2 separate regions of the Homo sapiens genome follow, and region 2 is linked to region 1. The links are chromatin contacts, found by Hi-C or POLR2A ChIA-PET in ENCODE. All regions are on one chromosome and are shown on one strand. The core of a region is the stretch at or near the end of the contact, and the rest is flanking DNA. Distances in the headings are between cores, read along the strand shown.

Region 1 (5,370 bases), core at 2,871-5,370:
AAAAAAGAAAAAATATATATATTTTTTCCCCAAGGAATGGGGCAGGGACAGTGGAGAGGGTGCTGGGAAATGAGTCCCCTAGGAGAGGGGACCTGACCACGATGCTAAAATATGTCAGGCTCCTGAGTGGCCGGCTTTCTCTAGGACCCTCAGGCCTGCCCAGGGGCCCGGTGGGGAAACTGAGGCCTGCACAAGGGAGCAGAATTCTGAGTTGTTGGGGCTAAACCTGACCCCCTCTCCATGCTAACTACCCCCTACTGTGGTCCTCAGGTTTTTTTTTTTTCTTTGAGGCGGAGTCTCACTCTGTTGCCCAGGCTGGAGTACAGTGGCGTGATCTTGGCTTGCTGCAACCTCCACTTACTGGGCTCAAGCGATTCTCCTGCCTCAGCCTCCCAAGTAACTGGGTTACAGGCACACCACCATCACACCCAGCTAATTTTTGTGTTTTTAGTAGATACGGGATTTCGCCATGTTGGCCAGGCTGGTCTTGAACTCCTGGCCTCATGTGATCTGCCCGCCTCAGCCTCCCAAAGTGCTGGGATTACAGCCGTGAGCCACCGCGCCTCGCCCCTCAGTAGGTTTTAAGGAGCCCCCAGCCCTCCATCTCCCCTTCTGGGCCTGACCAGCTATACTGCTTCATCTCCCCTGGCCACACGCCCCTCCAAGTACTGCACAGGGACCCCCCTTACCCAGGGGCCCTGCACCGTGAGATAATGTGAAACACCGACTGTGGACCAAATGGAATAAAACCTCTGTTTTTAAGAAAAAAAGAAAAATTACTAGACTGTAAGCTCCCCAAGGGCAGGGACTTCGTTTTGTTCATTGCTTTAGTTGAAGTTGTGGAACAGTGCCTGATCTATGCAGATGCGAAATATATGCTTACAGGAAGAATGAAATGGAAATAAAGGGCATACCCCAGAGTAGGGGCTTCCACAATAAAAGGCAGTTTTTACACCCAGAGCTGAAATAGACAAAACCATCTTGATGTTAATTTGTGCTCAGTCAGATGCATTATTGAACTTGGAAGCTTCCTCCCAAAGCTGATGGTTAGTTTTTAATCTGACCCAAAGGCTGACTGTGGGTCAGATGATCCTGCTGAAGGCCATAATGAAGGACTGCATCTGTTTGACTGCCATTAAGCTGCCTCTCTCAGTTGTTCACCCTTAAGGATGAGTAGACCACTGTAGGTCACTCACTTAATCACTGCACTAATACCATGAAAGTTCCCTCCTCCCACCTCTCCACTGTCGGCTTCCAGACCACACTTGAAGGAAGGTGGCCCCCAGACTGTGGCACTGGGATGGGGGAATGTGCCGGCTTTCCTTCCCTCCAGATTAACCTTTCCTCTTGAGCTAGTCAAGACCCCTCACTTGGGCCCTTAGAGACTAAATCCAAACCAGTTTCCTCTACATCAATGTTTCTGGAAAATCCTACAATTAAAAAAAAAAAAGACTAAGCACTCTTGGGGTGGGGGGCCGGGAGAGCTTGTTATTAATAGCTGTGGGATTCAGGGATCCAACATTCTACCCTCTCCACTCAGGCCCTGCTTTCTGGTAGTAAAAAATGCCAGGGAGCTGGGCACAGTGGATCGTACCTGTCATCTCAGTGCTTGGGAGGCTGAGGTGGGAAGATTGCTTGAGCCCAGAGTTTGTGACCAGTCTGGGCAACATAGTGAGACCCCGTCTCTAGAAAACATTAAAAATTAGCCAGGCATGGTAGCACATGTCTGTGGTCTCAGCTACTTGGGAGGCTGTGATAGGAGGATCACTAGAGCCCAGGAGGTAGAGGTTGCAGTGAACCGTGATTGCATCACTGCATTCTAGCCTGGGCTGGGTGACAGAGCGATACCCTATCTCAAAAAAAAAAAAAAGCCAGGGAACTTGGGGGTCCAAAATTTCCATTCAAATCCCAGCTGATCACTGCAGTGATGACTTGGTGAAGCCACAGTCATGTAGGTTTCATCTATAAAATGGGCCGCCCTTCACAAGGTTGTCAAATTCATTCATAATTCATACAGGACTGGGCATCCTGTAAGGTACCAGGCCCTGGGCATATACCAGGAGGTAAAAGTTGTGTCTGTCACCCTCAAAGAAGTTCATGAGCTGTTTGGCTTAGTGAATCCAATCCGTTAAGCTGTGCCTCTGTTTCTCCACCTTCAAAACCTCAGGCAAGGCTAGACTATGGGGTTTCTGAAGTTCAAAATTCTGAGATTAAGAGCTCAGCTTGTTTAACATTTACCTCACCTGCTTCAAGGGAATGTTAGGAGGATAAAGCAAGCTCAGAGTTGCAAAAGGGCTTTGAAGGGGAAGATGCACATACAAACAAGGCATTAATTACATCAGATAAGTTCTTTGAGCTGAACTTCATAGACACCCTTGATATTCATAACCCAGGGGCGAACAACAGGGGTGATTGTTCCTTAGCAATATGGAAACTTGTCTGCTTGGCTAAACTTGAGAGTCTATACGTTCCTGCAGGATAACCCTTTCAACGTGGCTGGATCCAGGCTGGGGATCTATGTTTTGAGGATGAGGAACTAGGGTGCAGGTGGGGTGGTCAAAGTGCCAGCTGAAGACCAAAGGGAGAAATAGCAATATGTTTTGTTGGGAAGTCCCAATTTATTGGGACCAACTGGACCAAGAAATGCACTTTTACTTAAAAAAGCAAGCAGCAGCCCATGCCACCAGAAGCCTACTCTAAGACCCAGCCGTGTGGCAGGGAGTTTCAAGGTGCGCCGAGCGCATTAACCCGTCCTTTGTTGTATAACCCAGGTGTGCTCCTGGCGCAAACCCACCGTTTTTCACAACCGTAAAGCAGACATCCGAGAAAGCTGAATTTCCTCTAAAGGTTTAAAATGCCTGACGTCATTGGGAAACACTCGCCAACCCAACGATGAAATCGAAAACCTGATCACTGCTTCCCCCCAAAACCTCAAGCCTAGTGAAGTGACAGCTAATCTGATATTTCTTGCTTCAGTAGGAAAGATAAGGTACAGACAACACTCAAGGCTATAGCCTATTCTGGGAGACTGTAGTCAGAGAACTTGACAATGGGGCGGGGGGAGGGGGCGTAGATTTGGCAGAAGTCTGGTTAGCAATAAGGCTTCCTCAGGGAGCCGGAATTGGATTTGGGGCCCTGCCCGAATTCACATTTTTACAGGTTGGCTGAGTTGCAGTTTGTTAGCCAGCCAGTAATAAACCCCTGCGCAAGAATTTAAAGTTTATGAGGCATGGCTTCTTAATGCCTCTCCTCAGCTCCCTACAGCCAAGGGTTTAAGGAGCCTAGCCTAGCCTGGGTGTTAATTGTTTTGTCAATCTGCAGTTATTTGCAGAAAGAATTTTTTTAAAAAGGGCCTCCACAGACTCAAGGTCCTCAATCCTCTTTTGGAGAAATAAAAGAGAGCCACTCTGTCCCCTAGGCATTGACAGCCCCACATTCAAGCAGTGGGAGTTTGTGCCTGGGGTGAGGGATAAGTTGATGGAGACTTTAGAAGAATGCTAGGTAGCAAGGGTTCTCAGTGTTTTGAAGGCCAGGTAAGCCACGGTTCCTTCCCCCTAAAAATGAATACTCAAGTTCCCAAAAATTTCAGTGTAAGGATCCTCTGAAACCCGACCCAAGGATCCAGGGTTATACCCGTTTAAGAACTAGGTTTCAACCCTTGCTGGAGCCCCCATCCATTGTCCTCTTAACCTAGAGGGAGAAAGCCCTCCACTAGCCAGCAACCAACCGCCTGGGTCTCATAACACACTGGTTCTCCTCACTAACGTTGCACCGCCCACCCCCTCAGGTTTTTGAACTTGGGGCGGGGAGGGGGGGGGTAGGAGTAACTGAGGGATCAAAAATGTGCTTTGATCTCCCGTCCATCGCCCCCATAGCCCCAGGCCTGCCAGCTTGGGACACTGTCCCCCTCAAACTCCCCCCAGTGACCTAGCATCCCAGGCCCCAGACGCTGGGGGCGGGGTGGTTCCCGTACGTGATGGCCCCAGCCCAGGTGTGCCAGGGCCCAGTTTCCAGGCAGGCTACAAGGGCGCAGGCCCTCCGGGAAGAGCAGGGTTAAGAGTGCATTCCAGCTGCCGAGGAAGAAGGGGGGCGGGGTAGGGAAGCTCGGAGAAAAGAAACAGACCCGGTCTGTCTGTCGGAGACACAAAGCACGGTTCACAAAGGGGGCCCGAGAGGGGCGAAGGGGGCTGCCCGGGGCACGGCTCATCCCCACACCTGCGCGCGGGTTGGGGGAAGAATGTGGCCGGCGCATTCCTCTGCTGGGGCCAGCGGGGGAGAACTTCCCACGTCGAGACTGGGTGAGGGGCTCAGCCATCCGGCATCTCGGAGGAGGGGGTCAAGGTAAGCAGTGGCTACCGGACAAGGGGCTGGATGTCATAGGCGCTCTGCTGCCCAGCCTTCTCCGTCAGCCACCACCCCCAATCCCAGCCCCCGAGGCGCGTTCTGCGCCTCCCCGGGAACTGAGGTGGCGCCAGGAGTCCCTTGCCCCGGCCCGAACACCCCTCGCGCGGTCCACACCAAAATGGTCACGTGCGGCCCCTACCCTGCGGTTCCACCCTGAGGATCTTACCTTTCCCCAGCGCCTGGCCGGGCTCCTGCTCCGCGCCTCCCGCCTCCAAGGTCACTTCAGCCTCCCTGAAGACCGCCCGGCACGGCTCGGAGGCCGCGCACTGCAGCCAGCAAACCTGCGCCCGAGGGCAGAGAGTGAAGGAGGCTGGGTCCAGGCGTGCCCGGCCCTGCACTCCCCACACCGCAGGGTCCTCACGGGCCTTCCGGGACTCCCTTGGCCCCAGGGAGCGCAGCCCCGCGCTCTCCCCGACGCCACTGCCCCATGCGGACCCCGCCCGCCCCCCAGGGAGCGGTCCCGGTCGGGGCCACGGCGAGGCTGTGGAGTACCTGGAGAAGGAGGAGAGACGCGAGAGGTCCACGAGGGAGCCCCATGGCTGCAGAGAGAGGGGTGAAGCAGCTGCCGCGACGGCGGGCCGGTGTTCCGCTCAGCTCTTGCCCCTTTGAGCACCGCAGCCCCCGGGAGCCAGCGGGAGGAGGCCAGGTGAGCGCAGGTGGGTGCTGATTGGTCCAGCGCCACGAGGTCCCGCCCCCTCGCAGGTGGGACCGATGTGGGTGCGGTTGAGGCCCCAGCGAACCCCTCCTGGCCTCCCGGATGCCCTCCTGCGCTCTCCTGGCTTTTCTGGAGCTGTTCTTTACAGGGACTCAGCCTCTGTCTCGCAGTTCTGGGTTAGAGGAGAAAAGAACACCCAGTGCACTCCTCAGCCTCCTCAGTACGGGAAGAGAAATGTTTCCTTGCCTTGCGGCTACAGCGGAAAAAAGTGGAGACACATCTGAAGTCGACTGAAAACGGAGGCTCCGCAT
Region 2 (5,370 bases), core at 1-2,500, 150 kb before region 1:
CAATCTTCAAAATTCACTGCAGGGCAGAAATCACAGAGATTAGGAAATTGGACAGATTAAAGACAAGAGCATTCCTTCTCCAAAGAGCGAACTTGTGGGAAGACTCCCACAAAACCAAACACAACCAAAACAAACCATAATCTGGTGACAGAACAACAAAGCTATCACCATAATGTTCTTCACAACTACAGGATGACTTCCTTGTGCTCTGATTTCTTTCTCATCTTCTTGTCAATTGAAAATATTATCTTGTCTAGAAAGTAACTTCTCGACTGGGCACAGTGTCTCATGCCTGTAACCCCAGCATTTTGGGAGGCCAAGGTGGGCAGATCACTTGAGGTCAGGAGCTTGAGACCAGCCTGGCCAACATGATGAAACCCTGTCTCTACTAAAAATACAAAAAAAAATTAGCCAGGTTTAGTGGCAGGCGCCTGTAATTGCAGCCACTTGGGAGGCTGAGGCAGGAGAATCTCTTGAACCTGTAAGGTGGAGGTTGCAGTGAGCTGAGATTGCGCCACTGCACTCCAGCCTGGGCAACAGAGCGAGACTCCATCTCAAAAAATAAATAAATAAAAGTAACTAAAACTTTAAAAAGTATTAATACTCTAAAACTGGAGAAGCTGTGGTTGAAGCATCTACACTATACATTAGAATCTCAAAGGACTCATTCAAATAGGTAACCATCAAGCTATATGCCAGACACTGTGTTGGACTGTGAGGACAAAATCGTGACGAAGATACTTAAGGTTTCTGCTCTCATTGAGTTTACACTACTGAGGAAGAGATGGACAAAGACAGAAACTTAAAATTTCAGGCAGTGGTAATAGGTAAAAAGAAATTAAAATAAAAGAGGGTGATATAAGAGTGGCAGAGGAGAAGGGAGTTTGCTGAAGATGTAACATCTATTGCATGGTGAGGGCAGGCCTTTCTGAGGTAGGCCCATCTGAGCTGGGACCTGAAGGAGCCAGCCTTGCAGAAGCCTGGCTCAAAGAAGCTTCCAGGCAGAGGGGAGCAGTCGATAAGACCATTCATTCTAGGAAACTCTCAGCTTGGCCTGTTTTCCTCCCTTTCAAATAATTGTCCGATGGAATTTCTATTTCATCCAAGTTCTCTTTTATAAAAATTCCTGCCGTCCTATCTTACAAGGCTAGACAGGAGGATCAGGTTTCTGCCAGAAAGCCCTTGAAGCCATCCCTGACGCCTAGGCAGCAGTTTTCATTTCTTCCATCAGGGGCCACCCTTGCAAACATTTCTGAAGCCAATAGCCCTGCCCTTGCCAGAGAAAAATAAGACCACGTTTGGGGGTGAGAGGGGAAGTAACAGATTTTCTCCATTTTGAAGATGAAACTGAGGCTCACAGAGGTTAAGAAATTTACCTGACATCCTGTAACTATTAAATGGCAGAGCTGAGACAGCCCTTTAACATGGGTTAGTCTCATGGTTGGCTCTTCCTCTCTCTGGAGAGACCCTATTAAGGCCTTGGTTTTTTTTTTTTTAAATAATATTTTCATAGAGATGGGATCTTGTTATGTTGCCCAGGCTGGTCTTGAACTCCTGGACTCAACCAGTCTTCCTGCCTCGGCCTTCCAAAGTGCTAGGATGACAGGCATAAGCCAGTGTGCCCAGCCAACCTTGGTTTTTTTTTTTTTTTTAATTATTATTACTATTAATTTTTTTTGAGACAGTCTCGCTCTGTTGCCGAGGCTGGAGTGCAGTGGCACGATCTCGGCTCACTGAAACCTCCGCCTCCTGGGTTCAAGCAATTCTGCCTCAGCCTCCCGAGTAGCTGGGATTACAGGCATGTGCCATCACACCTGAATAATTTATGTAATTTTAGTAGAGACAGGGTTTCACCATGTTGTCCAGGCTGGTCTCAAACTCCTGACCTCAGGTGATCCATCCACCTCGCCTCCCAAAGTGCTGGGATTACATGAATGAGCCACCACACCCGGCCCCAACCTTGGTTATTTTTAAAAGGAAGATTATATTAGTTTATAGATAGATTATACCTATAATCTATCTATTCAAAGCCCTACCCTTTGAGAAGTGACAGTATGAGAGGGAGCCCCAACCTGAATTCCAGGTGCTCATAAGACTCATTATCTCCTCATGCAACCTGATCCCCTGGGCTGATTATAGGAAATTATAGGAAAGATTGAAAGGTTCTCCAGCTCCAGTCTTGATCTCTAAGACTGAGATCAGAGGCTACCCCATGCAATAGCTAGGAGTCTGCTACCTGGCAAATAAACTGAGCAACGAAACCAGGAAGAGCTCGTTCATACGAAGGGAGCTGTGTCATTCAAAGAGTCGCCCACCTGACCCTCCCTCCCAGTTTGTTTAAAAAATAAAAATAAAAAATCACCACCATGCCCCAACCCCTACCTTCTCAGCCCTTAGACTGGGTCTACAACTCACTTCCGCAACTTGAAGGAAAGGATGGGGTGAGCAGGGGGAGCCGTAATAAATGATGGGAAGACAGAGACAAGGAAAAAGGGCTGGACCCAGGGTCTGCGACTGGATTATAAAACCAGATTCTGCCATGTTCTTGCTGGGTGGCCTTAGCAAATTGCTAAACCTCTATGGGCCTTGGCCTTCTCTACTATAACATAAAGGTTATCACCACTGTTTGAGTCTACCTCTTTAGGGTTTTGTGAAGACCAAGACAGTGAATGGGATGACATTTTCTAAGTTAAAAAGCAATGAAAGTAGAAGAGATGACTATTATTCCTGTGTATTTGGGTAGACAAGTGTTTGTTAACTGAACAGCTGAGCCATAAGATGATGAAAGAATCAAGAAGAAATGCCAAGTCCTTAAAGGATGGGCAGATACCATCCTTTTAAGTCTAAAATAGGAATTTCTTTTCAAACTAGCAAAACCAGATGCTCTTCAAAGAGTCCTCCCCCACCCCCAGCAGAAGTAATGGGGCAACTAGGTCATCTTTAGGGGCTTGTCATGTAAACAGGGAATGAAGGCTGCACTGAATTCCTTTCTCCAGCCTTCCCAAATTTAGACAGTGAAAGTTGAGACAAGCATGATTGGACTTGCCAAGGGTGGCGGCCTGAAAAAATGAAAATGGTTTTGCAAATAACTTGATCCAAGGCACTTAACCTGCTTTGGGGCACCTCATCTTAATGGTGGTTAAGCCCTACCCTTTGAGAAGTGACAGTATGACGAGGAGCCCCAACCTGAATTCCAGGTGCTCATAAGACTCATTATCTCCCCATGCAACCTGATCCCCTGGGCTGATTATAGGAAATTGTAGGAAAGATTGAAAGGTTCTTCAGCTCCAGAAAGGCTCTGGGAAGCTCACTGTCACGCTGGCAAGGGCTGGGTTGTCTCTGAGCCCAGCAAGTGGGAGGAAAGAAGAATGGCAAAATGTTGAAACTGGAGGATCAGAATACGGGGACTGGGTATATTTCAACATGCCCATAAAAAAAGCTAACAAAAATAAAGCTAACAAGGGTCTAAGTGTTCTTTAACCCAGTATGCCCACCTTTCATAAACTTATTTGGTGACTTGGTGTAAAAACCAAATCCCAACAAAAGAAGCTAAGACCCCACTCCCCACTACTGGCCATCTCCATGTGGGAAAGTCTTTTTTTTTTTTGAGACAGAGTGTCACTCTGTCACCCAGGCTGGAGTGCAATGGTGCAATCTGGGCTCACTGCAACCTCTGCCTCCCAGATTCAAGCAATTCTCCTGCTTCAGCCTCCCGAGTAGCGGGGATTACAGGTGCACACCACCACGCCCAGCTAATTTTTGTATTTTTAGTAGAGACAAGGTTTCACCATGTTGGCCAGGCTGGTCTCGAACTCCTGACCTCAAGTGATCTGCCCGCCTCTGCCTCCCAAACTGCTGGGATTATAGGTGTGAGCCACTGTGCCCAGCTGGGAAAGTCTTTTCATTACAATATCATCACCATCATCAAAAACTGCAGCCTCAACTAAGCTTCAATTAGCTTTTATGAACTATTTTATTCAGATTTTATTTAATTTTATTTGTGTGCTTTTTGAGACAGGTCTCTGTCACCTAGGGTGGAATGCAGTGGTGCAAACACTGCTCACTGCAGCCTTGGCTTTCGGGGCTCAAGCAATCCTCCTGCTTCAGCCTCCTGAGTAGCTGGGGCTACAGGTACATGCCACCATGCCTGGCTAATTTTATTTATTGTAGAGATGGGGTCTGACTACGTTGCCCAGGCTGCTCACAAACTCCTGGGCTCAAGCCATCTTCCCGCTTTGGCCTCCCAAAGTGCTGGGATTACAGAAGTGAATGACTGAGCCCAGCCTCATTTTAATTTTTTGAGAAAGGGTTTTACTCTGTCACCCAGGCTAAAGTGCAGTGGCACAAACGCTAGCTCACCGCAGCCTCAGCTTCCTGGGCTCAAACCATCCTCCCACCTCATCCTCCAGAGTAGCTGAGACTACAGGTGTACTCCACCGCAGCAAATTTTTAATTATTGTTTGTAGGGACAGGGTCTCGCTATGATGCCAAGCCTGGTCATGAACTTCTGACCTCAGGTGATCCACCTGCCTCAGCCTCCCAAAGTTCTGGGATTACAGGCATGAGCCATCATGCTTGGCCTATTTTATTAGTATTTTAAACATGTGTAGAATATTAATGTGCCATGCTCTATTTTAAGCATGTGCTGCCACACCCAGCTAATTTTTGTATTTTTTGTATTTCAGCAAAAAATGTAATTTTATGTTTACAGGACTAGATGGGGTTTTGCCACGTTGCCCAGGCTGGTCTTGAACTCCTGGCCTCAAGCGATCCACCAACCTCAGCCTCCCAAAGTGCTGGGATTACAGATACAAGTATTGTGCCTGGCCAGGAGGCAGTTTGAAAACAACAACAACATATTTTCCTTATATATCCTTGTATTACTTGGCCTGTTACAATTAGAATGAATTCTTTTTTTTTTCATGACAAAAACTAGTAAGAATGACTTTTAAAAAGTGTTTTTAATACTCTGTCATCCCTGCATGCTGCTATTAAACCTACGGTGCCCCACTTTCTAGCCTACTGGGCAAAAGTAGCTTTCAAGAGAGGACCCCAAGAGAGATGACTGATGTTCAAATACAAATGAAACCCAAGTTCATGAAAAGCTTTTGGTCCTGGGGCAGGCTCTGAGCATTCAGCAACATTCCTTGCTTGAAATTGCCATCATGCCACACGGAACAGTCCCACTTTGACGATCCCGTTTCTTCTCCCACGCCCGCCTGGTCCCATAACTGGAATGTGAGTGGGTAGAAACAAGACAGTCTCAAAAGCTTCTATATTATTTTCAGACGATGTTGGGATTTAAGGACAGGGCCAGCTATGGAAGGCAGCAAACCATAGTTGAGTTGTTTGGTAACCAGTGGGATAACC

The links. A loop is a pair of places that touch in the nucleus more often than their neighbours do. ChIA-PET counts read pairs that join two places held with the same protein, here RNA polymerase II (POLR2A). Pooled maps may share reads with other maps.
Region 2: a pooled map shows a loop between it and region 1 (2.5-fold over the local background). The contact joins the enhancer-like site here to the promoter of CDH3-AS1 in region 1. A Hi-C loop is called at or near these places in 2 of 50 pooled maps. POLR2A ChIA-PET finds 5 or more read pairs at or near these places in 3 of 52 experiments (HCT116, WTC11 and activated T-cell).

The regions. Positions count from the first base shown.
Region 1 is chr16:68,644,951-68,650,320 of GRCh38, reverse strand. It overlaps CDH3-AS1 (CDH3 antisense RNA 1), which reads left to right and starts at 4,120. Exons shown (of 2, transcript NR_186394.1): 1 at 4,120-4,341; 2 at 4,581-5,370. CDH3 (cadherin 3) reads right to left here and starts at 5,011. Exons shown (of 16, transcript NM_001793.6): 1 at 4,897-5,011; 2 at 4,571-4,685. The coding sequence starts at 4,941. RefSeq lists an enhancer at 4,507-5,031.
Region 2 is chr16:68,796,316-68,801,685 of GRCh38, reverse strand. It overlaps CDH1 (cadherin 1), which reads right to left. Exons shown (of 16, transcript NM_004360.5): 3 at 1-16. Among named protein-coding and RNA genes, the nearest start is that of TANGO6, 45 kb to the left of the region's middle. Within about 2 kb of position 1,250, at least 6 of the 41 ENCODE cell types and tissues checked have a DNase peak (open chromatin) inside an H3K27ac peak, as active enhancers do.